Regions from separate parts of the Mus musculus genome. Here regions 2 and 3 are each linked to region 1. A link is a loop called in an ENCODE intact Hi-C map of the cell type or tissue named here. Cell type or tissue: left cerebral cortex. All regions are shown on one strand. Each heading gives the region's core, and the rest is flanking DNA. Links, peaks and the distances in the headings are about the cores only. Region 1 holds the start of Fam189a1 (family with sequence similarity 189, member A1). Region 2 overlaps Fam189a1 (family with sequence similarity 189, member A1). Region 3 overlaps Fam189a1 (family with sequence similarity 189, member A1).

What was found. A loop is a pair of places that touch in the nucleus more often than their neighbours do. Peaks named below come from ENCODE experiments on the same cell type or tissue, not always from the same donor. Only the 100,000 strongest peaks of a DNase experiment are listed, where the experiment ranks them.
Region 2: a loop joins it to region 1, with 2.2 times the contacts of the local background. A loop is called at or near these places in 5 of 42 quality-filtered maps.
Region 3: it touches region 1 in a loop (4-fold over the local background); 5 of 42 quality-filtered maps call a loop at or near these places.

What each region holds. Positions count from the first base shown.
Region 1 is chr7:65,149,160-65,160,332 of GRCm38, forward strand. It overlaps Fam189a1 (family with sequence similarity 189, member A1), which reads right to left and starts at 7,369. Exons shown (of 10, transcript NM_183087.4): 1 at 6,946-7,369. The coding sequence starts at 7,164. In left cerebral cortex, for the core only: CTCF peaks have their summits at 5,554 and 6,596; DNase peaks (open chromatin) are centred at 2,349, 4,864, 5,599, 6,614 and 2 more places; H3K4me3 peaks cover 2,557 bases; H3K27ac peaks cover 1,874 bases.
Region 2 is chr7:65,100,154-65,111,326 of GRCm38, forward strand. The region is part of intron 1 of Fam189a1 (family with sequence similarity 189, member A1); the gene reads right to left. Among named protein-coding and RNA genes, the nearest start is that of Fam189a1, 51 kb to the right of the region's middle. In left cerebral cortex, for the core only: a CTCF peak has its summit at 5,567; DNase peaks (open chromatin) are centred at 2,224 and 5,085.
Region 3 is chr7:65,086,298-65,097,470 of GRCm38, forward strand. The region is part of intron 1 of Fam189a1 (family with sequence similarity 189, member A1); the gene reads right to left. Among named protein-coding and RNA genes, the nearest start is that of Gm32963, 45 kb to the left of the region's middle. In left cerebral cortex, for the core only: no CTCF peak of the experiment used is centred there; DNase peaks (open chromatin) are centred at 5,390, 6,446, 6,603, 7,223 and 1 more place; H3K27ac peaks cover 1,620 bases.

The DNA of each region.
Region 1 (11,173 bases), core at 2,014-10,013:
TGAAACAGGATCTGTCACTGAACATAGAGGTCCTTAATTCAGCTAGGCATGTGGCCAGCACACTCCTGAGATCCACACGTCTGGGCCCCATCCACACTGCCACAGCCAGATTGTTCTACACTGGTGCTGCGGATCTGAACCTAAGTTCTCGGACTTGCACGGCCAGTCCTTGAACAAGCCAGTCATCTGCCAGCTCCAACCTTTCCTGCTTGTAAGGTGGCTGCCTCGGGGGTTCCGTTGCCATAACAGAAAGGTGACATAGCAGTTTCTGAGATCCGTTTTTGGATGATCCTCCTTCTCCTCACCTCCCCCACCTGAGCCTACTCTTCCTCACCATCTGTGTCCCTGTCCTGCTCAAGTCAGTATACATGTCTAGACATGGTTTCTCAGAGGAGGCTTTTTGGACTTATTGTGTCTCTAAGGTTTGCCAAGGTGGTCTGCTGTTCTCAACTACATTTAAAAAAAACCCTTGAAGACCTTTTCAGCTTTACCATTTGCTCTTGAAAGGGCCCACCACTGTACTTTTAGGAGTAACTCATGGCGGTCCTGGTGCTGCCAGTCTATGGCCTCTTCCATCTAGTCTTGGAACTGCCAGGAGCAGCAAGTGCATCCTCTCTGCTGTGATGTCATATCTCAGCTCATCCTGTGGCAATCTCACCCGCTGGCTTGATGTTCAATGGAAGTCTAGGAAAAGAGTGAAGAACTACTCTATCATGAAGACCACATCGCCACGGGATCTTTTCTAGAATGTTTTCAATGGGCAGATTAATGAAGAGATGCAACACAGTCCTGACCTGGAAGATTCAGAGCTTCTGAAACCTACACAGATAATGTGTTTCCAACCCTAAGTCAGCCTTGGTCAACAGGCAAGCATTTGACACGGATACAGAAGAACAGTCAGATCGACTCTGAAGCAGAGACATGGTGTAGACAGACTTGCCTTACCAGCTAGCAAAACTCACCGTGAGATCTGCAAGATCAAAAATGTGGAGCTGGAGCTGTGGTCCAGTGGCACACTGCCTGCCTGGTGTGTATATACAAGGTGGCTGTGGTCCGGTGGCACACTGCCTGCCTGGTGGGTATATACAAGGTGGGGGATCCAATCCCCAACACCTGAAGGAGGGAGGGAGAGAATGGAGAAAGAGGAAAGTGGGCCAGAGGGGAGGGGAATATTTGACCATAAAATAGACAAGGGAACAAAACTGAATAGAATCCAAAATAGGACTTGTTTACATAGGAACTTTGAAGGCAAACAGATTTGAGGATCTGAGTTTATCCCCAGTACCCAGGCACACAGTCAGGCGTGGCGGTGCAGGCTCTCAGTCCCAACACTGAGGAGGCAGAGACAGACAGACCCAGAACCTAATCAGAGCGTTCCGGTGAGAGACTCTGCCTCAAAACACAAAGTAGATATCGCCTAAGGAGGAATGGAGGCCAAGGTTGTCCTCTGGCCTTTTCGTGAGTGTGTGTGTGTGTGTGTGTGTGTGTGTGTACAAATAAAATAAAAGAGAAAATCCGGACTAGTAAATATGTCGATATAAAAAATTATCAGAAGGGAATTCTTGGGGCTATCTGGGTGGCCTTTGTAATGATCACTAAGTGTAAACAACGGAGAAACTCTGAAATGGAAAAGAACGTATGACTGTGGGTGTCTTAAATATTGCAGAAGACAGCAAGAACTGAGCCCAATGAGGAGGTATGTGCAACACTTAATAAAGTGGCCAGGAAAATTCACATCAAATGAAAACAGATGTCAATCTTCCTCCATCAGATTAATAAAAGCACTCAAGGCTGCTAATGGCCTATGTCTCAAGAGTGGGGAAAGTCAAATCCTTGTGCAAGGCTCCTGGGGGTGAGAATGATTTTTCCTCAACGAATCTAACAACACCTAACTAAATCCCAATCAGAACAGCCTTTGACTACTAACAAGTCACTAGAGCTCACTCTCAGTAGCAGGCACTGGCATCTAGGGTAAGCAGCATCAGACACCAGAAAGCGTCACCAGAAAGCTCCCAGCAGCAGAGAAATGGAATACAACACAATAAACTGCAGTTTGCACTATTATTACACACCCACTCAAAGAAGGGGTTCAAATTTGTCACCAGTTATGGGCAAGGGACACATCACATTTCAAAGGGAGCGACAGAGTAAAATGTGGGTGGTAGACTCCCATTTTTCTATTCTAGAAAGAAAAGGAAGCATTTCACGTGTAAGCATTCTGATATACTTGTGACTGTGAAGTTTGTAGAGGGATATTAAACACCACTGGTGATGTCAGCTACCGATCGACAGAGCACTGATGGAGAAGAGAATCCATGTTTGTACATTTCCTGGGTTTTAGTTATGGCAACAGTTACATACTGCTTTAGGAATATTTTTAGAATTCTAGCAGCATCGCTCTTAAAGGGAACACAAAGACTGAGCTGCTTTGCCAGCAGCGGCTGTGCAGGTGACTTCAGTGTCCTGGCACTGGCAAGATTAGTCGCCTCAACTCAAAGGCAACGTGTCAAGACCCCACCCAGCTCAGTGCTCTTGTATAGTCAGTCACTGCAGAAATGTGCCAGAGGTTCATGCGTAGGGAGGCGACCCATCTCCTAACATGCCAGACAGTATAGCCTAGGACAGGGAACTCTACAAGGTGCTCCTCAGAATCAAAGCGCCATGTAGATTTTGCTCATCACTGACCTCTGGCCACAGCTTCTTCACCTCACCAGCCTCCAGCTTTGCCAAGCTCCCCTCCTACAGTTTAGAGCTAGAATGTCCCCTAAAGACCCATGTGGTAAAGACTTAGTTCCACATGGCATTTCTAGAAGGAGGTGGAGCCTAAGGGGGAGTCTTGAGTGACCTACAAGGGAACAGTGGGGCTCAGCCTCTTCCTCTTCCTTTCTCCTTTTGGCTATCTGGTTCAAAGTAAGCAGCATATACACTCCTACCACAATGTACTGCCCTGCCACAGGTCTGCCTGAGGCCAGGGACTGAAACCTCCACGTGGCAATTCTGTGAGTATACACAGACACACATATATACATATACACACCTATACACAGAGACACATACACACACATTCACACACATACAAACACATACACATATACAGATGGATATAAAAGTATACACACATATATACACAGACACATGTATATATATATATATATATATATATATATATACATATATATATATACACACACACACATATATATATACACATATATATATACAGACACACATATATACACACATTCACACATATACACATAGACAGACACAAACATGTACATACACATAGATATACATACACAAACACACATATATATACACATACATACATACACCTATATTCCCACATTCTTACACATATACACAGAGACAGACACGTATAAATACACCTACACATATAGTCACACAGACACACACAAGCACATACAGTACACACATGCACACATCTTACACACATATACACATGCACATAGACACACATATATGCACAGGCATTCATACACACACATACAAACATACATATACATACATACATATACATGAATACCCACATATATAAACATCTTACACAAATACACATATACACACAGAGAGACAGGCACACACACACACAGAACTTTTTAAGTTTTCTTAATGTCCCCAGCGTAATGTGTCTTCAAATTTCTTGACCCTTCACCTTTCAGGCATGGTTAGGGTTTTCCTAAGGAACAGAGGGTGTGGCTGCCTTGCCAAGGCAATTTCTTCACCAGCAGGCTCTCGTCCACCCTCTGCCACATGGACAGTTAAGCATCATCTTCAGTTAGGCACCTGGTGTTTCTAAAGTGAGAGCAGCTAAGTTCAAAGCCACATCCTGGCTCAGTGACCTTGGGGAAGTTACTGATTTCATCTTTATTCTTCTCAGATCACTCACCACAAGTTGCCAGGACTGCTTGAGGAGCAGCCCCTGAAAGAGGCTGGTGTGGCATTCCCCTGGCTAAGACAAGTGAGATGCCTGATGGAAACTCAGGGAGGGAATCAATTGGCCAAGGCCGAGTACCGGGAGGTACAGTCCACTAGGCTGCCAGTGAGCGGGCTATCGTCCATATAAAAGGGACTATCAGGTCCAGTACATAGTAAGTGCTCAATAAAGAAAAGAATTGTTTTTCTTCATATTACTTTTTCCTAAATACAAGAACTGTTGATATAACAATTCTTCACCAGGTCTAAACCACAAATGATCAAGAAGTTTGAGGCAGCAATTAAGTACCCAGTATCCTTTCAGAGGGTTCATATAGCAGAGTCCAGCACTAAGCCTAGTGTGAGTTTCCATAAAAACCTACCATCTTGGTCACCTATCTTAAAGACCTTTCAAGGTAGTTAGAGCAAATATATCCATTACCTTGGGAGACTGATCTCAAGAACCTCCAACAGCGGAGGTTCAAATCCCTTCTATGTCTTACAATTTGCATATAACCCACACACGGTTTCTTGTATGCCTGAAAATCATCTCTAGGCTGCCTAGAATAACTAATGCAATATAAATACCATGCAAATGGTTGCTATATTCTATCATTTGGGTATGAACTGACCAGGAAAATGTTGTGCATGTGTCTGTACAGATACAGGGCTTTCTGGATACTTTAGGTGTCTGGTTGATTGGATCCTTGGCTACAGAAGCCGCCGATGCTAAGGGCAGGCTGTATACGGAAGGCAAAGAGCCCGTGTTACTCACTCACGATCACATCAACATGCGAACCTGTCCCAACTGGAACTAAGCATTCTTTCTGCGGGGCAGAGACAACGTGTGAAAATTGCTATACGCTGTATTGAAAGGATTTAAAGGCTGGAGATGTAACTCAGTCTAGCACATGCCTAGTATGTATGGAGAGATTCCATCCCCAGCATAGAAAAAAATAAATTTCAAAACACTTGTAGCTGATTCAATTCTGAAGGTTAAAAAGAAGCCTGTGGGAAGACAGAGGGAGGGACAGAGGGAAGGAGGGAAAATGTGTAAGCATTTTATGCTGGGTTCATGCTATTCTCCAGAGCCCAGAGAAATGGAAGCCCACAGCCTAACGCCAGGACAGGACTCAGAACTGTGGGAAACTAGAATTAATCACCTATAGATGTTGAAGACAACAGCATTTGACATACAAGCCGAATTACTGTTTTTCATATGTAACTTAACTCCTGAAACAAAATGTAGGGGATGTGTATTTTGTATGTGTTTTTCTACTGTCTCTAATTAATGTTTTACTTTTGAGGCTATATATATGTATGTATGTATGTATATATATATATATATATATATGAAGAAAAGATATATTTCCATATATATATAAAATCTCTCTCTCTCTCTCTCTCTCTCTCTCTCTCTCTCTCTCTCTCTCTCTCTCTGTGTGTGTGTGTGTGTGTGTGTGTGTGTGTGTGTGTGTGTGTGTGTGTATAAAATCAGTTCTCTTAGAACACCCTAGGGAATCCAGCTAAGGCTCAGAGGAGGTGGGGGAGGCTCCGGAAAGAGCCAGGAATCCTTGCTAATTCACCAGCCTGCCACCTGTAGGCTGGTTCCAGCAGGCTGAAACTCAGTACCCACTAGACAGACATGAAAACAACGCATATTAAGTAATGCTAAAAACCGAGCAACAGATGTGTGGAGACTATATATAGGGGCGGGTTTGGACCACGGCTCCCTGGAGGCTGCCTCCCACCTCCTCTCATCGATCTGAACACTGGGAGCTGTGACCACACGTTCTGCCTTCCTATTCTGCTCTCCCAGATGAGTCCCCACCCCTGTCTGAAATAAGCTTTGAAAATTAATACCCCCATTTGGATGAACAGCCACACCTGTATCGATCCTTGTTTCCAGGGTAGTTTGGCTAAGATCTCATTTTAAACCAGACAAGGAACTTGCCAGAACAAAGGCCATTCCAAACTAAATAAATAAATAAAAGCCATGCAGGACTGGACTTTTTTTTTTTTTTTTTAATTACAAAAGTTAAGAACAAACGACGAGCATTGATTGCCAAGGCTTGTTTTGGGTCTTCGTAAGCGGAATTTAAACGCAGAAGGTTCACTGTAATGTATTTGTGCACCACTGACCAAATGTAGTTACAGATGTCAAGAGTTCTCGAAACAAGTGCCCATCGTTATAAATACCCGTGCCACATTTATCCCTATTCCCATATGTCCATGCTTTATTAATACAGAATATAAGCAACTTTCACCAAAACAATACAAAATACCAAAAAAAAAAAAAAAAGAAAGAAAGAAAGAAAGAAAGAAAGAAAGAAAGAAAAGAAAAGAAAAGAAAAGAAAAGAAAAGAAAATCATCTCGAACCAATGGCTTCTTTAATAAATGTTTGCTGGAGGAAACATTTGAGGGTCAAGAACCCGAAAATCAATCTGGATTTTAAATAGCACGCTCCTGACTCCGGATCTCCAGCAGGTCCAGCCAGACCGTCCTGGGCTTAAGGGGAAACAAGATGTCCCTGCGTCCGGGAGGTGCCAGAGCGGGGACCAGTCGGTCCTCTCCAGACTGACCCACAGCCCTGCGCGCCCCCGGCGAGAACCGCAGCGAAGGGAGCCGTGCACAGCGGGTACTGCACCGGGCTCGGGCGCCCCCGTGCCGCCTTGGTCACAGTCGCCCGCTGCCCGGGTCGGTCATCGGCGGCGAGTGGGGATCCGGGCAGTTGTCCCAGGCAGGCACCAGCCACCGACTGCTACCCACCAGGTGGCGAAGGGAGGGCGCCTGGCTGTTTTCCCCTCAGAAAAGTAACTCCGGGCGCAACGCTTTGGAGCGGCAGCGCGACGCGCGGCGGTCCCCGGAGTTCCCCGGCCCGGACTTGGAAACTGCTAGCCGAGCCGCAGCTGCCAGACCCGGGCGTCCGCTCCCCCACTCGGCGCCGGCCGCGTCCCCCGCCACTGCAGCTCCGGGTCCCAGCCCGCGCCGCCGCCGCAGACACTCACCGAGAAGCCGGCCCAGAAAGGGCAGGAGTGGCGCACGCGGGCGGAGGTGGTGAGAGCCAGCGCCGCGAAGCTCACGGCCACGATGAGGCATCCGAGCGCCATCTGCGTGGCCCCGAGAGCCAGCACGATGCGGGAACGGCCCGGGCACTCGCGCAGGCGGGACAGGCTGCGGGGCAGCGCGTGCGGACGCGGTGTGCGGGGGCCGCCGGCCGGAGGCATCTCGTCCCGCAAGCTCTCTCCGCGCTGCGCTCCTCTCACCGAGGCGCCGGGGCAAGTTGCGCTGGCTGCGGGGACCGCCTCCCCGCGGGCAGCAGCAGAGGCTGCGGCGCGCGGCCGACGCGAGCGGCTCGGGCCGGGCGGAGAGCCGGGCGCCCGCAGCCCGCACCGGTGCCCGCGCCCATGCCACCGCCGCTGCGCAGGGCCCGCCGGCCGCGCTGCGCCCTCTCCCGCTCGCCCGCCCGTCCGCGCGCTCCCCTGGCCGAGCGCGGGCGCGAGCCGCCGTGCCGGGCGCGAGCCGCCGCGGGCTTCGGGAGCGAGCCTAGCCGCTGTGCGCCGGGGCCCGGGAGGGAACCGAAGCCGAAGGGGGGGACAAGGCAGGGAGCAGGAGAGGTCGCGGGTGTGTCCTCCGCGTTGGTGCCTCCTCCTGGGCCGAGTCGGATACTGGGGAGAGGACGGACGGAGCCTGGACACCGGCAAGGACAGAGGACTCCGAGAGGACCCTTTGGCCAAGGCGTGGGAGCGGGGTTGTGGGACCTGAGGCTCTGAAAGGGCTTGGATGTCGATTTCCTGCGCTGAGCCCCAGGCGTGGCGACCTCCAGTTAATAAGCCTAGCCGCCTTCGTGCAGAATCACCCTAGAAGCCACCTAGGACACCCCTGGGGCAAGCAGCTGCCTTCTATCCACTTCTCCTTTGCGGGGCGTTTTATAAAACAAGTCCCAAGTTTAGCCTTTAAAACAGTATACAAGAGCAAATGTAAATGGAGGTTGTATTAAACAGCCTATACTCCCTCTTGCCCCCAGATTTAATGATTGGCTTCCTTGAAATTGCAAGGAAACCTGGAAATTCGGTTGTCCCAATGCCTTTTGTGGTCCTGTTGATGGGACAACTTTAAGCCTATCAGTGTTGAATGGAGTCTGCAGGGTCGGAAGTATGAAGGACTGGCCGAAAAGGAAAGTTGCAAAAGATGAAATTCAAAGGTCATTCTTCCATGACCTCTTGGCAGGACTTATGGAGTCCTCCATCCCTGTCTGCCTCCTCCCCCTCAACCCCCGCCCCATTGGATTGGAAATACCGAACAGTGTCCTCCCGAAAATATCTCAATTGCTGGTGCTTGAAATTTCAGCGTTAGAGATATTGATTCCTTTGGGGCTTGACGAGCCCCTATTAAAATGCAAATTCCCCTTGAAGGGGCAATAGCTCAGCCTTTATCAGCCAACACCTTACCAGGGATGGGATTTATTTTCCAATTTAACTGGATGGCCAAGGGATGAAGAGAGAGAGGGTGGGAATCCCAGGATAAAGTGGATGACCTCCAAATATTGGCCCGTGGCCAACTGCTGTCGTCTCTCCCAGTTCTTTATAAAATGAAATAAGCCTCTGGCCAGGTGTTTAGAGCGCCCTAGTACAAATTCCAATTTCCTGGAGGTATTTTCTATCTAGAAGTTCTCAGGAAGCATTTTTGTCAGTGCTTGAAACAATATCAAAGCGTGATACTCGACTGCCCTCACCTCCCTCGCCCATTCAGGCATTCTTCTGAAAACCGGCTCAGACTAGGGGGTCTAAGCAGAAGCCACCCATTTAAGGCTCTTAGAGGTAAGTACCTCAGCAAACAAAAACCAGACAGAAGCCTTGCCTCTAAGACATCAAAAGAGAGATAATCGGCATTACAAATGAGCAAATTACTTAGCTTATCCACATTGTATACTAGTCAAAATTATGTTTAAAAGTCCACTGTTTGGCAGGGAGAAGGTCTGAGACAAGTAAAAGCAGGCAGGCCCCCCGGGGGGGGGGGCGCTTTTTGGTCTCCGGGGGACTTTGTCAGCACACAGATAATTGCTCCAAAGTCAGTTGCATCTGGGTTCAGTGGGATAGAAAATACTGCTACACCTGCCGCCCCGGCGATTGGAAAGGAGCTTTCTGACCACACTGTAATCCAGAAGATATTGCTATCAGCATGGCAAGAGAGGGTGACAGGGAAGGGTGGGAGTGGTTCCAGAGGCGAACAAGAATTCTATTTGGAACTAGGTTCCATGATACATTCTGTCAAAGAAACTGGCTGCAATCTGCCATGTCTCAAGACCTTGAATAATGTTGAGCTGAAAAATATGGAACTAGTTTGTTTGGAAGACGAAGGTTTAAGACAGTAAAGCATTCAGACCAGTTGTAAGAAAGCTACTGTAATTATGAAAGAGACAATGACTGAAGAGAATCCTCCTGCACTGAATTAGGATACTTGGAGAGATGTCCTTAAGGTGGTAAGGGAAGACCCCATACATCTAAAACTCTACTTTGTGAAGATTCAAATTCATTTAAAGAAGAAAGCCTGTGCTAAAGGGTTCACTGTTCAAAGATGTGTCTGGGGACACATTTCCCATAGCTTAGCTATGGTCTAAAGCACCTGTGGTCTCAGGGTACCAACTTGAGTCTCAAGCTGGCAACAGAGCTTTGCACCATCATTCACATAGAACTGCTTTGGGAGGTGTGGAAGATTGGAGGATTATGGAGTCCCATTCTACTGCTTCAGTGATCAGCTGGGGACAGGATTGGGGTCCTTGCAAGAAGACCCTATGAGACCTTCTGGGTGATGTCAAGTTAAGTCAAAGTTGTAATTGGAACCCCAGGATATTGCAGATGCCAAAGAACATCCAATGGTGAAAGCTATAGTCATAGAGTTGGAGTAGAGCCAGCCTAAGAGAGGCTATGTGTGGTGCACATAAAAAGGTTGGGCAAGTGGGGCTAACTTAGGCCTTTGGAGCACAGCCAATTTCATCAAAAGCCAAACATGGAGTTACAGGATTTGTTGTTTTCCCTGCTGGATTTTGATCTTCCTTCGGTCCAAGCATTCCTCTGTTATACTCCTGTTCTTCCATGCTGAATGAGAATGTATATCTGTGCTAATTGCATGTCGGGAAGATGTTATTTTTTTTTTTTTATTTTATAGCAATTCACAGTTAGGCTATCACCTTGAATCTCAGATGAGGTGTGGACTTTGGGGTTTAAAAAGTTGGAATTCCTAAAGAGTGTTAGCAATTTTAAAGTTGGATTGTGATTTGCATTATGTGATAAGCATGGGATTCTGAGGACAAGGGATATATGGTTTAAAATGTCATCTTTGGGTATCAGACTGTCAGGGTGTGGAGCTGTGATGGTTAATATCAAGCCTCTGCTTGATGAGCTCTAGAATAACCTGAGGGTGCAGCCTCTGGGCATGCCTGTGGGGGATTGTCTTCATTAGGTTAACTGAGATGGGAAGACCTGCCCACTGTGGGTAACACCATCCCCCTGGCTGGGATTCTAAACTTCACAAACAAGAGAAAGTGATCTCAGCACAAGAATCTTTTGTTTTCTGTTTGCTAACTGTGACTGTGATCTGACAGATGCTTTAAACTCCAGCAGCTGTGGTGTCCCATCATGGTGGACTACAACCTAAAGCAATGAGTCAAAATAATCCCTCTGTACTCAAGTTCCCCTTGTCAGGGCACTTATTACAGCAGCAACAACAACAACAACAAAAAAAAAAAAGAAAGAAAGAAAGAAAGAAAGAAAGAAAGAAAGAAAGAAAGAAAGAAAGAAAGAAAGAAAGAAAGAAAGAAAGAAAGAAACTAAGACAACACTTAAGTTTGTGGAGCCTGGGACCTCCATTTTTCTGTTTTCTTCTCTGGAGATGAGGTTTGCTTTACCATGGAATCCCTGCCTTGTCATCGGGTGCCATCCAATAGATGAATCAGAGACTCAGACCAATGAGTCCACTCTATTTTGCATCAAAATCTCCAAAACAGTAGGTCAAGGTAATCGCATTTTCTTTATAAGCTAATTGTATCAGGTTTTTTACTATAGTAACAGAAGACTGGTAAATCATGACAATAAGAACATGAGCAATGAATGAAAAATTAGGTAGATCATACTCAAGGAACTAAAACCTTTTTATGAATCAAAGAACATTATTAAGAAAATTAAGCCCAGAAAATAGCATGTACTTGCAAGGATGTGAAGAAATAAGACCAGCTGT
Region 2 (11,173 bases), core at 1,647-9,646, 49 kb before region 1:
ACCATGTAGAACACTAGCTCAGCCTTTCAGAGGGCTGTTCAGAGGAGCCCTTCTCTGTGAATCCCAGGTATCAGGGCTGTCTAAGGAGGCATCAATGAACACATGTCTAAAGTGCAATCTGAACACCATGAAGGACAGAAATAGTGCCTTAGCAAGGGTTAGATGCTGTCCCCCTAAAGCTGTTGGCTGCCTTTCGGTGTAAGGAGACTGGGCATCTCTAGAGAGATGTGTTCCACCAGGGTCTCTCCCTTCCATTTGCTTTGTCTCCCCTCCCCTCACTGCCTCTCATGAGATGGTTAACATTATCACCTTGTCAGGATCTACAATTACCAAGGAAGGATTATCTAAATTAAGTTAACCTCTTGGCATACCTATGAGGGTTTACCTCAATTAGATTAATTAAGGTGGGAAGAAATTATGGCAGGCACCATTCCATGGACTGAGATTCTGTCCTGAATAAAAGGGAAAGCAACTCCACACTCAGGTTCCCTGATGGCAGACACAATGCATATGCCCACATACAGACACATACTCAGATACATAATTAGAAATAAAAAAATAAATAAAAAAGAGCCAATTTACAAAGACACAAAATGTAAAATGTTAAAGTTTATAGAAGAGAGGGTCAGCAATATGGCTCAGCTGGTAAAGGGGCCTGCTGCCAATCCTGACAACCTGAGTTCAATCCCCAGGACCCATGTGGAAGAAGAGAACACACTTCCACAAGTTGCCTTGTGTCTTCTGCATGCATCCTCTGGCACACACGCTTGCCCACACACACATACACTCATGTACGTATTAAAGAAAGATTGTATAAGGAACAAATCTATACATCTCTAGACTAAAGAAAAACTTCAGTATATCAAAATATATCATGTCTTGCCTTTAAAACGTGCTGTTATAAGAAAAGGCAATCCACTTCCTGGAAGGAAATATTTGCAAAGTACAAAACTAGTACAAAATTTGTAGCTAAAAAAGAAGCTTTCAAATTAATAAAAAGATTAATGTAAGCAAAAAAAGGAAGAAGAAAATAGAAAAAAAATAATCTCTGTTCCATAGACATGATGAGAAAATTGGCAGAAAGTTGTCAAATCAACTTTTTTTAGAACTCGAGATATTTTAAAGCAACTTGTCGCAATCTGCGCACAGTTCTTTGAGTGGATAAGAGGAACACTGAGGCGCAGGGCACGACCTTTGACCTATTTTCATCTCACCTGGAATTCTCTCCCTCACCCTGAAAACCAGCACACGGGTCATGCCAGTGCCTGGACAGACACAGCAGGGGTTCCTTCAAAGTCAAAGTCATAGTCCCAGAGAACTGTCCTGACTTGACCTGTCTGCTGTTCATCTTGTAGAAACACTAGGAAAACATAGTCCACTCAGTGTGACAAGGCTCTTCCTGGTTGGGAGGTCCCCAAAACAAGAGAAGGTACCTGTTGGCCACCAGAGCTGTAGAGATTTTTTTTAAAAGGGGGTTGGGGTGGGGTGGGGACATAATGACTTGAGGACATGAGACATCTATGTCTCCTGAATAGGTCCTTAGGAAAGTTCAATATAGTCCTGAAAATTTAAAGGGCATCCACACAGGCAGGGCCATGTCCCTGACAGAGATTGTGTCTCAAGCCCAGGAAAGGCCTGGGAAAGCTCCTGACTCCCTCCTCTGACTGATGTGAAGGCTCTATCCAAACAGCAAGCAAAGGCCATGGCAGACTTCCAAGTGCCTGGCTGGGGAGTCAAATCCTATCTGTAGATGACTTGATTGTCTCCATAGGAAACCCTAAGCCATCTACCGACGTACCAGCAAAGGCCATGCATGTGTCCAGCCAGGTTTCCAATACAAAATCAATACACAAAACCAGTTGTCTTTCAGTACATATGCAAGGAACAGATCAAAAATAAGAATAATTCTACCAATAACATCATAAAAATACTCAGTAAAAAAAAAAATTATCAAAAGTGACCCAAGCCTTGTATATTGAAAACTGAAAGTGATAACTCAAGCAAAGGAAGGGAGACCTGGATGAAGGAAAAGATGTCACATTTCTGGGCTGGAAAACTTAACGTTGTTTAGATGCCAACGTCTTCAGAGTGATCTACAAATCAAATGGAATTCCTACAGAAACCTAGCCAGATCTGTATTAAAATAGACAAGACCATCCTGCAGCTCGTATGGAAATGTGATCCAGAGAACATGGAGAAAGTAGAACAGAGCTGGACCACTCAAGACTTTTTGGTTCCAAAACCTTACCACAGAAATACGGGAATAAACCCACACTTCAGTCAGCTGGCTTTCAGGGAACGCTAAAGTAACACAATACAGAAGGAGTACACTATTCAAAGAGTCATACAAGACAACTGGAAAGCAGAATGAAAACGAATAAAACTAAGCTCTGGTCTCCCATCACACATAATGTAAGCCACCACGAATGGCTTCAAGACTCACATATAAAAGCTAGAACCGTGAAACTCTTAGGAAAAAAACAAAAACAAAAATTAGTGAATGCAATCTCCTATTTTTGGATGAAGCATTGATGGTTTCCTGACTGTGACACAGAAAAAACACTGGAGGAGCAGCAGCAGCAACAACAACAACAACAACACCATAGGGAAGCTGGATGCATAAAATGAGACGCCATTCCCTTTGAGGGACACCACTGAGAAAATGAGAAGACAATTCACAGGACAGGAGACCATTTTTGAAATCATGTATCTGACATGGATCCAGCACCCAAAATACATAAAGGCACCTCACAGGCAGTAGTGATCAAAACAACACAACTGAGGGGGAAAAAATCAAGCAAAGGATTTGAGTAACAACATCTCCAAACATGATACTCGAAAGGACAAAAAGTTTGGCATCTTTATTCATGAGGGAAAAGTAAAACAGAAGCAGAGTGTGGCATAGGCCCATGGTGATCCCAGCTACTAGTGATGCTGGGGCAGGAGGGTCACAAGTTCAAGGCCTGCCTGGATTGCAGTGCCTTATGGGTCAGCCTATGAAGCTAAGCAAGACCCTGTAGGGAGAAAGAGAGAAAGGGAGGGGGGAGGGGAGGGAAGGAAGGGAGACAGAGAGGGAGAGAGGGAAGGAGAGGCGAGAACAAGATGGGGGAGGGAGGGAGAGGTGGAGAGGGAGATGGAAAAAAGCACTCTGGGATGTAGCCGAGTGGTACTGTGCTTATTATTAGTGAGACTGTGGACTCAAGACTCATTATCATGAAGAGAAAAATGAAAAAACTAAGTGTTGGCAAAGTAAGAAGCTTGCCCTGTGGCTGGTGGGAGGCGCCACTCTGGAAAACGATTCGACAGGCCTGGGATATTCAATGTCAAGTTACAGATGACGCAGCTTCGTACCTAAGACCGGAGAGCATCTTCTCCCTCAGAGATCCATACAGAAAGGTTAGTATTGGCATCAGCCACAGTAGCCAGAGAGGCAAAACCATGACCAGGCAAACACAATACATCACCATGGACCCAACTCAGCCACAGTATGAAATAAAACCCATTAGGTGCTTCAGCTTGTGCTAACGTCGTAAATATTTTTTGCCAAGGACAAGAAGCCCACCATAAAAGGTGACTTCAAAACACCTTGTTGGGGGAGAGTGAATCATACGTAGCAAGTCCATCAGTCAGTTCTGCTGTGGTGACGGTTCCAATGCCATCAAAGTTTCCAAAGCAAAAGTACAGTGTAGAGAACAGGCCAACGAGAGGCCTTACAGAGGGGCAAGGGCCACCAGGCAGCTTTAGAGTTAGTGGTCTCCATCCTGCCTTTGGTGGCGTTTACAGGAAACTTTTCTTGTGGTAAGAGGCACAGAAGTACTCACTAGAAAACAAAATCAGTACTCTATCCCCAGAGAGCCAACAGAGGAATCAGGCCTCCCTCAGCTAACACGCACATTCCTCCATAACTACGAAAGAAACTTCTGCACATCCGGTATGAGCAAGTTTCACCGATTTACCTCAAGAATGAGCTAATCAATTCTGTATTCATTAAATCCAAATGTTTCCAATGGGTAGATTTAATACGCTATGGCAAGTGGGGGGAAGGTGTGTTCTACATAATGAAGCACAAGAATTAATTGTTTAAGCTTGGATGCAAAAACAGGGAAAATTAAAATTCCATGCGCATGATATAATGCCACACTCGGAGGGAAACATTTCTGTAGAGTGAGCTGAACGGCAACTGTGAACATTGCAGTCACCTGGTACAAGAGAACGAGAGTCTGTTGCAGCGAAAGTGTCCCTTGCTCAAGACCAAACCCTCCCCCAGGCTGCGACGTGGTTCTCTTCTTGCACAACGTTCTCTGCAAACTATTCCTTTCCTTCCCTGAGTTCCCTAGCAAACCCCAGCTTTAAGACAAGCCCGAGTTGGGCTCCCCTCTCTCCAAAAACTGATCTACACTCAACACATAAGGCTCTGTGCCTACTTGAAACAGTCAGCCTGTTCAGACTCCCGGGACCCGACGTGGGCACCCTGCCCAGTGGACTCTTCTAAGGTCCCTTTGACTCACACAGGCCTCCATCCTTTCAAACTTCTCAGGTCTGCAAGTGAGACTATAAGCAACTGGTCCTGTTGACCAAAGGCTTGATACCCATCAGTCCTGCCAAGACTTTCATGTAATTCATTTAGCAAAGACCTGGAGAGCCTTCCATGTCGGGGGAAGGGGAACGGAGAGAGAGAGAGAGAGCTCTAATGAAGACTGCAGATTCAGTGGTTCCCCAGTCTCACAGACAAGAGCTCCAATGAAAGGCTGTGTATTAAGGACAGTAGCAGAAGGCAGGGATGGCCAGACAGGTGTTCCCTATTACTACTGTGACACCATACAGCATCTGACTTCACAAAACTCCCAGTGAGGTCTGTAAGCCCTCTAATACCTTCCTAATAACAAGCAACGGTTTCCACGTTAAAGGCAGAACACAAGATTAGATGAACTAAAAACGATGAGTCTGAAGGAGTAACCATGTGTCCTTGTGAAGTAATGAGGTGATGCCCACCCTCCTGGCCAACAGCTTCCAGCAGAAAGCCAGCCTCTGACACCCAAGTGAGAGTCACTTGGCATGCTGTAGTCAAGACCATCTGGTAGGATGGCCTCATGCCCACATGAGAGATAACGAGCCAGTTTGAAATGGGAAAGGAACCCAAAATAAAGATGCCAAAACAGAACCCATCAACTGAGCCAAATGGTGCTTCCTCAGCAAAGCACTATGATGGAGAATCGGGGTCTCGTGGTAAAGAACTGCAACTCTGGACAGAAGGAGGTTGTGTGCCATGATGGCGTTCTGTATGCTGAAAACCCCTTGTACTACAGTGCCCTATAGATCGCTGCACATTTCTGTATTCCAAATGCCAAAAAGAGAAACTAGCTAAGCCAAGAAGAATGACTACAAAGACTGTTCATAAGACAGAATAATATGCAGCCATTAAAAATAACTGGGTAATACCACATGACTCAAATTACATGTCATTTTATCTGCCTAAAACTCCATTCTTATAAATGCTCTTCCATTTCATGCGATTCTGCTTAGGAATCTCACTCCTACTCTTTAACCCACGAGCCAGTGTGGCTGGTCCAGGAATTACACCATATAATGCCAAGCAGGCCAGTCTGTGTCTTCTCCAGGATCAAAAGCCTCTTACACAGCCTCCTTGCTGTGAACACACTAGGCCCACCAGAGTTGCCAGGGGCAGAAGTCCACATACACACCTGTGAAGATGTGGCACAGTTGCACTTGTGTGCACACACGGCTGTCTCACTAAGGCACATACACACTGAACTGAGAAAGTCTGGCATGAGTGTGCATTAGTGGCATGGGGGTGCAGTTCTGTGCACACTTGGCTGTCTTGCATAAGACCCAGGATCCCCCACATTCACAGGGATGAGAGGCAGGAAGCAAGGTTACCCCACATGCCAGATTCAAATGAAAGGGTTATCGCTGATGTGTTTTAATAAGTTTCAAATTGAAGGGAAAGTTCTACGGTCTGTCATTGCCAACACAGCAAGCTATACCCCATAACTTCTCTTCTGGGTCAGCTTCCTTAAACTGGAAATATAGTAAAACAAAACAAGTTATAAACAACAAAGGTCAGACCTCCACCGAGGCCACAGACACATTTGAGCACATACTTACTTTTGGGAACTATGTTTCCAAGGCCTTTCTCTGTGTCAAGCATGAGATCCTCCTAGAATATTAACTCTTTACTTCTCAAAACACTCACTGATGAAGGTCCTTCTACTCTGGGAAGCTATGAGGGATGTGATGTCCCTTAAAAGGCTGATTTTCCTGCCTTCGGCCATGGCATGCCCAAATAACAGGCAAGGAGGAAGAGGGTGGAACTTCTTCCAAAGGTTTTCCCTGTATATTCTGGATCCTGGGTCTCCATTAGTGTTCTTGTGTGTTCTCTTTGCTACATACACACACACACACACACACACAGAGAGAGAGAGAGAGAGAGAGAGAGAGAGAGAGAGAGAGAGAGAGAGAGAGAGAGACCACCACCACAACCACCAAACCTTGATATCTGCTCCACCCCAATCATCTCTCTCCCATCTCCACACACACCCCCAAACACACTCTACTCAACAGCACCCTCATAAAATCCAACATCTGTTCTGAACTCTGAGAAAGTTCTAGAACAGTGAAAACTCGTCAACCTTCCTAATGCTGCAACCCTTTAATACAGTTCCTCATGTTGTGGTGATTCCTAATCATAAAATTATTTTCATTGCTACTTTAGAAGTTTAATTTTGCTACTGTCAGGAATCATAATGCAATTATCTGTGTTTTCAGACAGTCTTAGGTAACCCCTGTGAAGGGGTCGGTGGACCCAAAGGGGTTGTGACCCACAGGTTGAGAACCACTGTTTTAGAAGCTCTAGGAAGTAGATTCAGTAAAAGGTATGTCACTGGGGGTAAACCTTAGGGTATAATACCCTTAGCCCTTCCCATCAGTCTCTCCATCCTGTTGCCTGTGATAGGAATGAATATGCTCATCTCACACCCACCTACCCACTGCCTCGATGGTCCACTCAACACAAGGAGCCAAGTATCCAAGGGCTGAGCCCTCTGAGACCATGAGTCAAATGCAACCTTCCTTAAGGTTTGGCTTTTTTTTTTTTTAACTATTCTGGTTACAGTAGTGCCAAAACAAAAACCTAACAGAATATATAAAGACCTAGAAAATCCGCTGACTATACTCCAGGCCTGCAGCCTGAAGCTCTACAGAGTAGGCACTGATGGCCATACCTTTCTCTGTCGTCTGCACAATTTCTCTCTTCCTTTTCTGCCCCCACTTCTTGGACCATTCCTCTGCCTCTTCTAATTCTCTGCCCAGCTCTAGCATTGCTCTCCGGGATTCTGTCTCAGCCACAAGTTCTCTCACACGGTCACTATTGGGAAAACACATCTTCTCCTGCAGCTTAGCCACCATCTCTGACCCAAGGAAACCCAGACATCACAGCATGAACTAGAAATAGGAATCACCACAAAGGGAAAAGGACCAACTCTGAGCTGTCAACCATCTTCTAGCCTTATACTCTATGGAGCTTCACCCCCAAAGCTCCATGAGGCCAGAATGTTTACACACTAGGAGATCCTTAGGATGGAGACATAGTAATATTTGTGGGGTTTGAAATATTACACAAATCATAAACAAAACTTAGGGGAATTAATACCAAAGATTTAAATAAGCCCTCTAGATTTACTTCACATTCTCTTAAAACCACTAATTATGGAGGGCACACAGCTGAGCTATACATTGTCAGTTTCCTACTGGCTTTTTCATGAGGCAATGCCTCTGGTGTGAGGCTTATAACAGGTGGCTATCCCAAAGGAGCTGAAGGGGTTTGCAGCCTCATAGGAGGAACTACAATATGAACTAACCAGTACCCCAAAGCTTCCTGGAACTAAACCACCAATCAAAGAAAACACATGGAGGGACTCATGGCTCTAGCTGCATATGTAGTAGAGGATGGCCTAGTCGGTCATCAATGAGAGGAGAGGCCCTTGGTCCTGTGAAGGTTCTATGCCCCAGTATAGGGGAATGTCAGGGCCAGGAAGCAGGTGTGGGTGGGTTGGTGAGCAAGGGGTGGGGGGAGGGGATAGGGGGGAAACTAAGAAAGGGGATAACATTTGAATGTAAATAAAGAGAATATCTAATTAAAAAAAGAAAAAAGAAAATAAAATAATGCCCTAGTCTGATCATAATGGAAGTCTGTGGATCCATCTACCTCCTGCTGGGAATGACAGATACATCTCATAAACAACATCCTTAGTGGGAGTTCAGGGCTGCCTCACCAAACTTCCAGCCTTCCAAGAGATGACCTGAATGCAATGACATGTCATATGGAATGGCAATGCCCACTCTTCCTCAATTCTGGTGAAAACAATATAGAATCATTTCCAAATGTCAGGGATCATGATTTTACCTTACCCAATTTTCTATCAATCATATTTTCACAGAATTATGGCTCAAGAGTACCCCATAATAAAGCTTTAAAAAACTATGCCTGGCGGTGGTGGCACACGCCTTTAATCCCAGCACTTGGGAGGCAGAGGCAGGTGGATTTCTGAGTTTGAGGCCAGCCTGGTCTACAAAGTGAGTTTCAGGACAGCCAGAGCTATACAGAGAAACCCTGTCTCGGAAAATAAATGAATAAACAAACAAACAAACAAACAAATAACTAAGTTTCTTCATGGAAACCTGAGGCCACTCTGGCCAAGCACACCACTTCCTCACCAGAGCTTATCAACAATGATACTGAACATGAGGAAAGACTGGACATCTTTCTCCACATCACACCTGTCCTCTCAAGGCCTTCCATTCAAGCTCTACTAGATTAGCTCTATTAGATTAGATGCAGCGATGCTGGGGAGCCACCCTGTGCAATACCACAACACTGAGCTAGCTTGGCCTCCTCCCCACTGGGGCAGACACATGTTTCCTCTTCCTGACCTCATGCCTTCTCACCAACTCAGTAACCTCCAGTCCCTCAGACTTACCGTAAGGCCCATCATCATCAGATAGGATGTTTATGAGAGATGAAGACACCACCAGCAGGAGGGACTCAGCCATTCCAGAGTGAAGTCACTGTGTATCCACACTTTGTATATAAGAAGGTAAACAACTTTAAAAACCTCCCCATGACCAGAACAATCACCAAACTCTGTTTGGCTCTGCTTCTTTCAAAAACCAACCAAAGTCCAACTTTCCCCTTTTGTTCAAATGAGCAGCCTGGCCACCTCAGTCAGGGTTAGTGTCAGATCCCTTCAGCCCAAGTCTGTTGACTCCAGATTTCATCAAAAGCACCATGACTCTCTTGTCTGCAACATGGGACTGGTCTCTTTTGTGTGCACACTGTGATCTTCACTCCTATCAACATGATCCCAAACTGAGCTTAGGATAGGTTCTCGACATCCCAGCTCTGCCCCTGACTCACTACAGAAGGACCACATGCACACCATCATGCCACTCGAGGCTGCCATGTACAAGGATGGTGCTTTCAGGAGTCCTCCCTGAAAACTGACAAACTAGCAGGGGCAGTCTCCATGTATGTGCCACGTTTTGAGGGTACTTGTGGTTTATTGTAATCAGTGCGACACACAGACCCAGAAGTGAGTGTCATAAGGAGACTTCATTCAACAGTTCTCAAGAAACTACAGGCACAGCTCATGACAGAGTCTACCAGAGAACCACCCACCTCCAGACAATGGCTAATGGCTCTTGGTTGCCTGCCTGCCAGAATTCGATGGTAAGACCCTATGGCTGAAGGCTGAAGACATCACGCACTTTGGTCAAGGGACATGAAGAAGTAAAGCTGGTACTGACTAGAAAGTGTCCTCCCTCCCTGCTGGCCTCCATTCCCAGTACCAGAGAGTGCTATGCAGACTGCTGAAAGGGGAAGGTCAGCCATGGTCTTACCCAGGTCTGAGTGTTGTGAACCACAAGAATGACCATCCTGACAAGACCTGCCTATGGGTGTAACAGTGGCACAAACATCATGGGGGTCACCAATTGCTCACAGCTTGGGTTTAGGGTCCGCTTCACAGGAGAAACACATGGTACTGTAAGTCTGGCTAAAAACTATAGTTGGAAACCTCACAGATCCTAAGGGTGAACCTATTAATATACTGATAAGTAGAAAAAATATCAAACTGCCCTCTAAACTTATATCCTATACCTAAAGATTAGTTTAACTTTCAGACTTCCTTAGAAAAGTTTCCTTGTATGGTGGCTCCTATAGAAATTCACAACTGTCAAATGTAGATGATGTGCCTGTGGTGTTCAGCCATAAATGGACCATCTACGTCACAGCTCGCGTCAAAGCTCAAGGGCCATTCCGTGAGAGGACTGAGTAGGATTAGAAGAGCCAGAGATCAGAGATGACTGGGTGGAAATAGTATTGTGCAGACATGGAAGGACCATCAAACTCATTGTACCTCTGGTATCAGCACAAGACTAAGCCATCAGCATTTTACCATGGAGTGGAAAGGGCTCACAAACCTCCATTCCTAACTGAGGAGCTGTATAGATGTGTGTGCGAGGAAGCTATGGATGCCTTCTGGTAGACTGAGAGTCACTTTTCTTTAGTGATGAGGGCCCTGGTAGGTCAACCACACTCCAGTGGATGGTTCTACACCAGGACTATATGTGCAACAAAACTGGACTCAGTGGATTATGTTTTTAATGGGGACAGGAGGCTGGCAGAGGGCACAAAGGTGGTGGGGTGACTCAGTAGTTATTGGGAGGAGTGGTCGTGAACATGGCCTAAATACATTGTATGAGACCCTCAAAGAATGAGCAAAAGTATTTTAATCGTATATAGATATACTGTACAACATAGCTTGAAATATGTACACACTGGAGGAAAGGCAAAATTGAGCTAATTAATAAATCCATTACCTCACACACTTCTTTCTCCATGCCAGCAACACTTCAAATGCACAGCAAGTCTGCAGTACACACTGCCCAGTTGGGAACTGGAGCTGTCATCCTGCACACTGGCCTCCTGAACTGAGCTGAAAGTCTGCACTCTCCCACTCTCAGCCTTCATCCTACAGTAGAGGAAACATTCTAGTTCTTCTCACTTAACTGCAACCTGAAGGAAATGGTCTCCTTGGGAAACATCACCAGCAAACTCAAAGCTAGACTAGCAGTCACCTGCGTTTATTAAAACTTC
Region 3 (11,173 bases), core at 1,467-9,466, 63 kb before region 1:
TTGGAATCTTTTCTTTCTCTTAGTCTAGTTAAAGTGTATTGCTTTTTAACTTTCTTTTATTTTGACAATTTCAAACATTAACAAATACACTGTATTTGTGTCATTTCCTTTTCTCCCCAATTCAACCCCTCTCACGTCCCCCAACCTTCTCTTGAACTCATGGCCTCTTCTATCACACACACACACACACACACAAAACCAACCAATTTGGATTTTTTTTTTACCTTATTTGCATGTGTTTAGGACTAACCACCTAAACTGAGGTCTCATCACTGAAGAAACAAACAAACAAACAAACAAACAAACAAACAACAACAAAACCAACCTGGTTGTCCCTCAGCAGCCTTGCTTGCCTACAGCTTTCCATTTAGGTGTAAGGGCCCTGTGAAACGTTCCTCCATTCATATTGGTGCATGAGTTGGTGTGGTTTGTGGAGGTCTTGTACGGGTAACCATATTGTTCATAGAAGTAATATCCCTGTCCAGTTGCCAGGCAGGAGTGATCCTAGTCTTCAGAACCTTAATTCCCAAGCCTTGAATGTAGTTGTGTAATATACACCCAATTCTTGGCTGGGCGTCACACAGTCATGTGATATCTGCATTTTGATGGGGTGTAGATCTTTCTAATTGCCTCTCCACCTTCTGTTAAGAAAAACAAGTTTTGTTGGTGGTGGGAGGTGAGGGCTGCCTTCATCTATGGATTAGAAGGCTCTATGCAAGCTGCCAAGGGAGAAAATGCATCCATTTAATCTTTTAAGAATGAGTTTTGCTGATTTCCTGTGTTTTTTTTTCTTGTGTGTATTAAGAATGTATATTCCGTTACCATGGGATGGAATACTATTATGTCTGTAAGGTTCATGTACTCTTCAATGCAGCTGAAATCTGTTTCCTTAGTGATGTTCTGTGCTGATGAACTGTTGAAAATGAGGTGTTGAGACCTTCTAGTGTGAGTTCTGTCTTTAAAAAAATGTTTGCAATAGCTAACCCAAGGACATCTCCAAGAAAAAAAAAATGATAGTAAGCACACAGTTACAAAATTTTTAGCCAAGAGAATGAATAGTGTTGTGGGGGTTTGAAGAAGATATCTCCCATATTCTAGGCATTTGAGTACTTGGTCCACCTTTGGTCATAATGCTCATGGGGCTTTGGGAGGTACAACCTTGCTATAGGAAGTATGTCAGTGCAGGAGGTCTTTGAAGCCTCAAAAGCCTCCTGGCATCCCCAGGTAGCGCTCTCAGTTTCCCCTCTTGCATTTAGAGATGTGAGCTCTCAGCCTCTCCTGCTACCATGCCTGCCAGCTGCCATGCTCCCCACCATGATGGTGATGGTGATGGTGATGGTGATGGTGATGGTGATGGTGATGGTGATGGTGATGGTGATGGTGATGGCGAAGGTGAAGGTAACAGACTCACCTCTGTGGAACTGTAAGCCCAATACACACCCTTCCATCTATAAATTGCCTTGATCATGGTGTTTTATCAGAGTGATAGATAATAAATACACATATTAACGGAATTATATATTCACCATGACCAAACAAGACTTGATTCCTAAAACATAAAATATGCCAAACATACAAAAATCAATCAACATAATAGAGCTTCTTAACAGAAGGAAGCACAAACCTACGTGACCATCTTGATTGATGGAGAAAAGGTACTTGACCAATTCCAACATCTTTTCATGGTCAGAAATACTCAACAGAGAACAGAAGGCAATTCCTCAGCTTGCTACCGGACATTCTAAGAAACTGACACTGATGCTGAAGACGGAAAAGATTCCCCACCTAAGATCTGAAGAAGGAAGCCGGGCATGGTAGCACACATCTTTAGCCTCAGTACTCAGAAGCCAGAGGCAGGTGGATCTATACAAGTTTGAGGCCAGCCTGGTCTACAAAGCAAGTTCCAGAACAGCTAAGCATACATAGGGAAACCCTGTCTCAATATATATATATATATCTGAAGAATGTGAGGATGTCAGTTCCCATGCAGCATTATTCTGGAGGTTCTGTCCAAGTACAGAAGTCACAGGCAAGAAAACTATATAAAAATGCATCCATAGACAGGCAGAAGTTAATTTCTTCCTGAAGATGACCCAACTTTGCAGTAGTAGTAGTAAATCTCTATAAAGAACACACACATATACATACAATTGAAGCCAATAACCCAAGCTACAGAATACAAGTTAAATATACAAAAATTCATTATATTTCTGTATACCAACAATGAACAATTTGAAAATTAATTTAAGGAATATAGCCAAAACTAAGGTATAATCTAGTGCCTCATGTAAAATGGCCTGGTCCTCGTACAGAACCTGTAGACACCCTCCAACATATTCGTAGGTCACAGTTAGTTGACTTAAGATACAAAATATAAGGAAAAATACTATATAAGTACTTTTGTAACTGAACTGTTTAGCAAGCAGTGCCAGGAAAATGGGAGCGTGTTCAGTAGAGATACCAATTATTTTCTCCAAATATTTTCATCCGATTTGTTTGAATTGGCAGTTGTAGAACCCTAGCTGGAAAGCCACACACATTCTCAGGGGGAATTACGAACAGGAATTTATGCAAATCAACCTGGATGCATGCACTAAACAAAATCAAGTTGCTAAATGCAAGTTTCAGAGTGGCACACACAGTTAATAATGCTTGTGTGCTTCTTTTAAGCACGGCACATCGATTATAAGACAGAGAAACGCAGCCTTGGACATACCCTATTATGACAGGACAGGCTAGAGGAGGGCACAAAACAAACAAACAAACAAACAAACAAAAAAGATGAAAAACTCCAAAGAAAGAAAGAAAGCTGAGGCAGGTATTTATAAGCGTAGGCAGCCAATACTCTGCATTATGTATGTAAGCTTCCGGGGAGTTTTAGCCTCTCTCTGACCTTTTCTGTTTGAAGCTCGATTAAGAACATTTTACCTGAGTGGAAGAAATATTTGAATTTTAAAGAGCAAATGCCAATGAAGAAGAGGAAAAACAGGCACGAGATACTCATGAAATGCTAAGCAAGACAGCAGCACACCGTTAGCATTTTTCGTCAGTCAAATCAGAAATGCTGGTGTCGCTTTCCCCGTGCCCAGCACTCGAGGTGGTACCCAAGGCTGGTGAGGACATAGGGGTGTGGTGGCTCTATCAGCTGGTCTTTACAATCCTGGGAAACACAGAGATCCCGAGCAGATTTGGGGAGAGGGGAAGGGGTCCTAAAGGAGCCCCTCCTAAAGCTGTGCAAGGATTGTGACGTGCAGACAAGCACTAAGCAGCCAAATGCCTAGTAAATAAGAAAATGAAAACCTCTAGTGAACTGAGATTTATGAAACAGGCTATGAATATACAGTGGTAAACATGAAGACAATATTGTGACACGTGGAACTGAGAAGATGGTTCAGTCCGTGAAATGCTTGCCAGAGAAGGCCAAGGACCCCAGTCCTGAGCCCAGTGCACAAGTAGAAATCTAGACAAACACCTGTAATCTCAGTGGTGAGGAGGTGGTCACAGGAGGACCCCTAGGCTAGCCACCAGTCTGGTCAAGTCGCTGAGTTCTGGGTTCTGTGAAAGGCAATATCTTAAACAACAACACACATATGTAAAAAACACACACACATATGTTTGTGAATATATCTATGCATATCCTTCAAGTCAACCAAATGTAAAACAAATACACTTTTGAGTAACACCTATATTGAATGACTGTCTCCACTCATTTACTACATACCAGATATTATAAATCATCAAGAGATGGTTTAATAGGAAACACAACATTTTTCAAAGGTTCTACACAAATGCCATGCCATTGTGTAAATGGACACACATCTTAGAATCTGCAATGTGCTGGAATCAGTCTCTGGGACATTCTAGAGAAGGCTGTACTTAGAAACCACCCCAAATGCACATAAATATCTCAGTCTCTGTCTAGGCCAGGAACCTGATAGGCTACTTCTAAGGAATAAACAATGGCTTGATGGAGGAAATGAAGCATCTATACTCTTGAGCGAGCGCGCGCGCGCGCACGCACACACACACACACACACACACACACACACGTGTGTGTGTGTGCAGATGCTAGGGATCCTCATACTTGAATATTAAGTGTTCTTACCAATTGAGCCATCTCATGTCATGACACTATTCCCAGGGAATACTGAATCCCAGACAGAAGAAACAGCAATAGACCAAAGTACATATACACTCAAAAACCAACGTCCAATTTCTTAAACCAACAAGTTTTATTGGGGTTACTTAATGGAACTAAAATGACTCGATGACAGCCACATCACCAACATCACCAAAGCCCACATCGGCATGAGCAATGACTCACCAAAGATGGAAACCTGGAATTCACTGTACCACCTGCAGGCAGCTTAACAAGTTGAAGGCATCTCTGCCAGGCAGCTTGGCTTTTCTGAACCTCGTCTAGGTGGCTCTTCATGTCTGGTAGTGCTCTCAACAGTCCTTACTATTTAGGGAAGAAGAAGCCTAGAATATCTGGTCAGTTTCAGGGACTTCCTGAAGCTTTTAAGTTGTTTATTTCCTGAGTTTCAAGGACCCTTCCTTTAGAATACCCTGAGTCTCTTTAGGAGCTTCCCTCCAAGTTGAAATGTTTGATCTCAGAGGAAACTGCTGAACAACACATCTGAATCTCAGACAGAGAAACAACAATAGACCAAAGTGCAGATACACTCAAACACCAACGTCCAATCTCAACGTCCTCAGCCTCCAAACCATACTTTTAAAATGCCTGACAGATGAAACTCATCCAATCACCTAATGATCCCACTAGGAAATATATTCTAATCTTCACAAGAAGACAACAGGAGGGCAGTAGCAGTGACACGTCTATCCATCCAGAGGAGCATGACAGACAGTGAGGTGACTTTGCTACTCAGTTACCTTGGAATCACTGATGTCTGGTCTTCCATCATCTTCAGCCTTCACAGAGGTTCTCAGTGTTGCACATGTAGGACACTCTCTTGCCTCAGCCCATCTAGAACACTGACTGAAAGGCAGTCAACAGTGGGGCAGTGTGTGCTGACATAATGCCACACACCCTTTACTATAGAGATACATTCAGCAAGGGGGTGCTACAATACTCAACTATCCCATTCTGCAATCAAGATACCTATACACAATTTATTCCCAGCCAAGTGTTCTCACACAGTTATGAAATTAAGCCAAATGTTTTGCCTCACCTGGAGTTTCTAAATTTCCTACAGTGACCGATGTTATTGCTAAAATTAGAAAAAAATGTAAATAAACATTATTTTTAAAGTTAGAAAAAAGAAAAGGAGTGAACCCACAAGATTTTCAAGCAACTAATGAAGATGAAACATTGGAGACTCTCACAGGCCCAGGCTCCACCCACAGACACCTGTTGTCTTTGCCTTGTGCATAATTACATTTTTGTATTACTCATCATGGAAAGGTTCCCAGAGTGCATTGCTTCAAGCTCCATACAACTAAGATGTTTCTTGGGAAAAAAACAAAAACAAAAAAAACGAATGCATAATACTAACCAATGTCCTCTAAGAGAGAGACGTGGAGAGAGTTCCACCTCGTTAAGGGCTAATGCAAACCCAGAGAACCACATTCAGGCAATAACCCATCACCATTCTCCTTCTCTGTAGGCCATACGTTTCCCTCAAACTTGATCACTGGCGTTCTGCTTCCCAATGGGATGGAGATAAGGGTTAGGTAAGCCATGACGGTGGAACCCTGTGTGTTAGAAAACAATAAAGCTCTTCCCTCTCATGGAGGTGTGGGTGGGGCACAGCACAGAGGCAGCGGTCTGCAGGCCAGGAAGCATGTCCTCACGAGGAACCAAATCCACAGGGGACTTGGCAGTCTCTAGAGCAGGGGGACTGTGCATCCGCTGTTTAAGCCGCCCAGTCTGTGGCATTGTTATGCGGCAGCCCAGAATGACTAATATACCTGTCCTCCATCTCTAATAGCTACAGCAGGACATGCCCAAACCCTGTGGACCCTCCATTCTTCAGACTTCTGCCAAGCTGTGGACTGCTGAGGTTTTCTATGCAAGTGGTCCACTGCCAACACTTGGTAAATGCTCCAGGGAGTAATCGGGCAGGCACTCCTCCTTCTCTAGAGTCCATTAGGGTCTTCACAAGTCCTCTTCTCACCTACAGTGAGACTTCCTTTTGAAAGACCTCTCGGAACACTCTCCTTTGTGTGAGGCCCAGACCTTAAGTGCTGAACCTTTAGGAAAAGCAGCTCGCTCGCTTGTTCACTGCCTTGCTTTAACTGAGTTCTCTCTGACCTTCAAGATGGCAAATAAAGAATCTTGGCAACAAGGAGGGACCCCAGCTTTGCAGGACCCAGAAACAAAAGGGCCAGCTGGCAAGCCTGGCTGAACACTTAGCTCCCAGCACCTTTGCCACATGAGTCATTAGACTGAGCGTCAAAATGTGACGTTGCTAAGAGCTCAAGTCCTGTAAGCTGCAAAGGCACCAAGAACACTAGGGTTTCAGGGAGGCTTGTTTGAAAACCGAGTCTATACTAGCAAGGGGCTTGGAGAAGGGAACACTAGTATGTTTGTAAAAGCCATGTCTTCCCTGTCCTCGGAGAGTGGGCTGCACGGGTGCTAGACACACCTGCCATGCTGCAGGAATTCTCCATTCCAGTGAAGCTGCCCTATCTTCATTCAGCCAATGGTGAAGGAACAACTCGAGATCATAAACACCGCTCCAGATCAAAGAGAGACATTGGCACTGCCCACAGCCTGCCTGGCTGTCCCCATACAGCACTGCTAGCGAAACGCAAAGTCTCAATGTAGTGAACAGAGCTCCCCCCTCCTCTTGCCAGAAGCCCCTCCAAAGTCCATGTCTGAGCTTTGGGGAGCAGGGTCGGCTGGGACCAGATTTAAGGCACATACTTATGAACCGTCTTCCTGGTGCTAAGCACTTTTCTAAACCTCCAGAGAACAAAACAGGAATCTCAGCCTTGTGGCCTCTACGCTCCAGAGGAGAGACCATCAAGGTAGAAAAAGGAGGCCCACGAAACAGATGCATGTTCAAAGGAGCAAACGGCTCAAACAGAGGCACACGAGTGACGGGTGAAGACAGAGTACTTTTTTGTTTGGTCTTGGCTAGTTTTTAAATAGTAAGAATGCACAGCATGAAAATTTCCAGCCTAACTATTTTTAAGTGTGCAGAAATGAAATGTTAAGTGCATGCAGTTTGTTACACAACAGATCTCCCAAACTTTCTCATCTCTATATTTATTAAATAACACCCCTCTCACTCCTTCTCTGGAACCCTACCCACACTGTTCTTCCCTGTCTCAGTGAGTCTGACTTCTCCTGGTGCCTCACTGAAGTAGAATCACATATGATGCACCCCTCTGATGACTGACTGGACTCCACAAAACGCCCTCCAGGTTCATCATGCTGCAAGCTGAGCCAGAACCTCTTTCCTTTTTTGTCTCATGGACAGCATTCCACAGTACATGCGTGTCACATTTTGTTTATTGCTCTCGTGTTCATAGATACTTGGGTTGCTTCTGCCTGAAGGTTATTAAAGCACTCCTCTTGAAACACGTGTGCACCAAAATTTGCTCTAAAGCAAAAGTTCTCAACCTATGTGTCGCTGCCCCACAAGGGTCACAAATCAGATATCTTGCACCTCAGCTACTTACATTATAATTCATAGCAATGGCAAAATTATAGTTATGAAGTGCCAACAAATTCATTCTATGGTTGGGGGTTACCACAACACGAGGAGCTGTATTAATGGGTGGCAGCATTAGGAAGGTTGAGAACTGCTACTCTAAAGAAAGGAATAACTTTATAGACAGTGATCAAGTTGGTTTCAGTGAGAAAGACTTCATCATAGCACAAGCTACTCAAACATTCAACAACCCTAACTGAGGGACAAACCTTGAGCCAGACAAGGCAAGGAGCCAGGATAGGTCAGCAGACATCCTGAATTAGGAGCACAGATCTCCAGTAGAAGCGAGACACTCCAATGCTAACAATACCGTAACTTTCTGGGAAAGAAGGGCCATTTATAAGAAATTTAACAAAACGTGCACAAAATCTATTTATTTTAAATCTATTTATTCTCTGAGAGTTTCATACCAATATACAAAGTATTCTATCACATCACCCCTCCAGCTTCTTCCAGAGCCCCAACACATGTTCCTTCCAAATTTATGTCCTTTTTTTTTAAACTCACTGAATCTAGTTAGCGCTCTCTGTGTGTGCGTTTGTGTGTGTTTGTGCGCGTGTGTGTGTGTTTGTGCGTGTGTATGTGTGTTTGTGTGTGTGCATGTTTGTGTGTGTTTGTGTATGTGTGTGTGTGTGTGTGTGTGTGTGTGTATGTGTGTGTGTTTGTGTGTGTATGTGTATGTGTGTGAGTGCAGGGCCATCTACCAGAGCATGGGCAACCTACCAGGGCCCACATTGCTAAAGAAAGATAATTTCCTTCCCCCCAGCAGCCATCAACTGCCAATGGCTCTTACAATCTTTCTGCCTGTTCTTCCACAATGGTCTCTGAACCTCAGGGTGGGAGCATGGGGGGGGGGGAGCGATGTGGATGTCCTATTGAGGCCTGCATATCTCAAGATCAGCTATTTTCAGCATGTGACCAGCTGTGAGTCTCTGCTAAGGAAACTTCTCTGGCACGGGGGAGGGAGCGGCACAGACAAGATGGACCAACGCATGAGCATAAGTATTCAGAGAGCAATGTGATGCTACATCCATGTAGTGAAAACACAGTAACAGGTTTCCTTCCTAGGGCCTATGAGTACCTTTGTGGACTTTCTGTTTTGTTTTGTGTGTATGTGTGTTTCTTGGCTTTCATTTTGGCTTTGCTTGCTTGCTTGATTGCTTGTTTGCTTGCCTGTTTTGGAAAGAGAGAAAGAAAATAATGTAAAGTTGGCTGGGTAGAGGGGTGGAGGAGCTGGGAGGGTCTGGAGGGGAGGAAAACATCAAAATATATTGTATGAGAAGATTAATTTAAAAAAAGATTCTCTCTTCCCAGATCTATGCAGACTTGTGTCAAGTTGACAAACCAAACAGTCCAGACAGTAGATCTATGTCTAGCTTTCTGAGGATCCTCCACACCAATTTCCATGGTGACTGCAGTAGTTGATGTGGGTCCAAGTTCCACCTTACTGCTAGGGTGTGCAAGCTGGCATTCCCAACAGCAGTGAATAAGGGCTCCCCTTTCCCCACATCCTTGCCATCTATGGTTTAAGTTCAAGAGAAAAGAAATCCCATCACTGAGATGGCCAATTCCAAAGAACACACTCTATATCAGAGTCCAATGGACTCCTGGGAAGCAGCCGAGACAAGCCTGAGTCACTCTGCAGGGGTGATGGGACATGGTGTATGTGGAGACGGTCCCCAGGGCAGCAGCTTGGAAAGGGGACAGCTGAGTTCACAAAGGACTGCATCTGACACACTGCTATGCATGCCCAGGCACCAGGGCTCAGAGAGCAACTGGGAGATGAGACCACGTGGCCTGTCACTCCAACTAGAGCAAAGGAATCCTGTCTTTGCCAACACACACACAGGATAAAATTAATCATAGCAGGAAGACTGGGGGGAGGAGAGGAGCCAGCACAAGCTTCTCTGGTGGCAAACAAAACACCGTATGCTAACAGTGACACAAATGTTCCCTTACTTGGCTCTGGAGGCCTTGCTGGCATCTCCGAGGGGCTCTCATTTCATCCCTGAGAGCATCTGTAGAAACCTGCCCTGAGTCTGAAGAGGCTCTCTGTTGTGGGGAGGGGCCTATGTGTGACTGACCAATCATGAAGTAGAGCTGCCTGTCAAAATGGACCGTGCTACAAGACCTCCTGCCTAGGAGCTTGAATTTCGAAGAGTGATTAGATGACTGGACACTCCAATGCAAAGTTTATCTTGAAACAGTATGCTTAAGGAGGAGGTCACTCAAAAGGGAAGCCTTCTCCTCCCCGTCCCCTTCTCTCTCCCCCCAGCCCAATCCTTCTCTACCTTGATGTGGAGAGCTAGTACCACGACTCAGGTATGCCCACCATGACTCAGGTATGCCCGCCACTGAGCAGAAGCCCAGGGCGGCACAGTAGTAAGTCCAATACCCTCTGCTTCCGACTCTGCGCTTTTGTCTTCCAAGCTGTTTACAAATGTTGCACTGACAAATGAGGAGAGAAAACGGTAACATTGATAACTTCCATTTTGATTTCATGGCCAGACGGACTAAAGGAATATGTTCCCTTCTAGTTTATGAACCTATATCGTAATATGGGTATGTTCTCACTAGATGCGTGGGATTTGGTCTCTTAAGCTTTTTAGATGTTGTTTAAGGCACTGTGATCTTCACCGACCATTCACAAGCCCTCTAGACAGTGTTCTAGACACAAGGGAGAGCAGGGAACAAAGGAGACAGAAAGCCTCACCTTCATACAGTGGGGTACAGGAGAGGGCAGACAAGACTAATACCCACAACACACAAGCAGATCTTTCAGTTTGACAGAAGACAAGTTATGAGACCAATCAACTTGGGGCAGGATGAACAGTCATTGTTGTCATCAAGTCAGACCCCACCAAAAAAAGCCTCTTGTGATAAAAGATCCAAGTCACGCTGACATGCTAGGGGAAAGAAATTTTATCAGAGGGAACAGCCCCTGAATATCAGTGAGCTTCAGAGAATAAGATGTTTAAACATGGGTTTCAAAGTCTTTTTAATTTTAAATTAAAAAAAAAAAAACTTCTCTAGTGATGTGTTAAATATACTTACATTCTTTTTGTGACAATAAAATAAATTTCTAGCTGAGTAACTATCCTTAAAGTAAACCACACACACACATGCACGCACACACATATACACGCGCACACACACACACTCCTACCTACCTACCTCTTAGGCACATGTTCTCTGTTTGCATCTATATCAGAATATACTCCTGCATCAGCAGCACCTGGTACTTCACTGCATCCTGCATTCTTCGCACCTTCCTGAATTCCTTGGATGCTCCAGGATGAGAACTGATCGCTCTTCACTGTAACAGAAGTTATTCCAACTCAAAGCCCATGGTGACAAGGAGTAGAAGTCAGAGCAGGACTGAGCTCCAGGGAGGTCTGCAGATACCTGAAACCACAGATGGCTTCACCATGTACAGATGAGGCTTCCTATACCTAGTGTGGGTTTGATTGATAAACCAGTTACAAAAT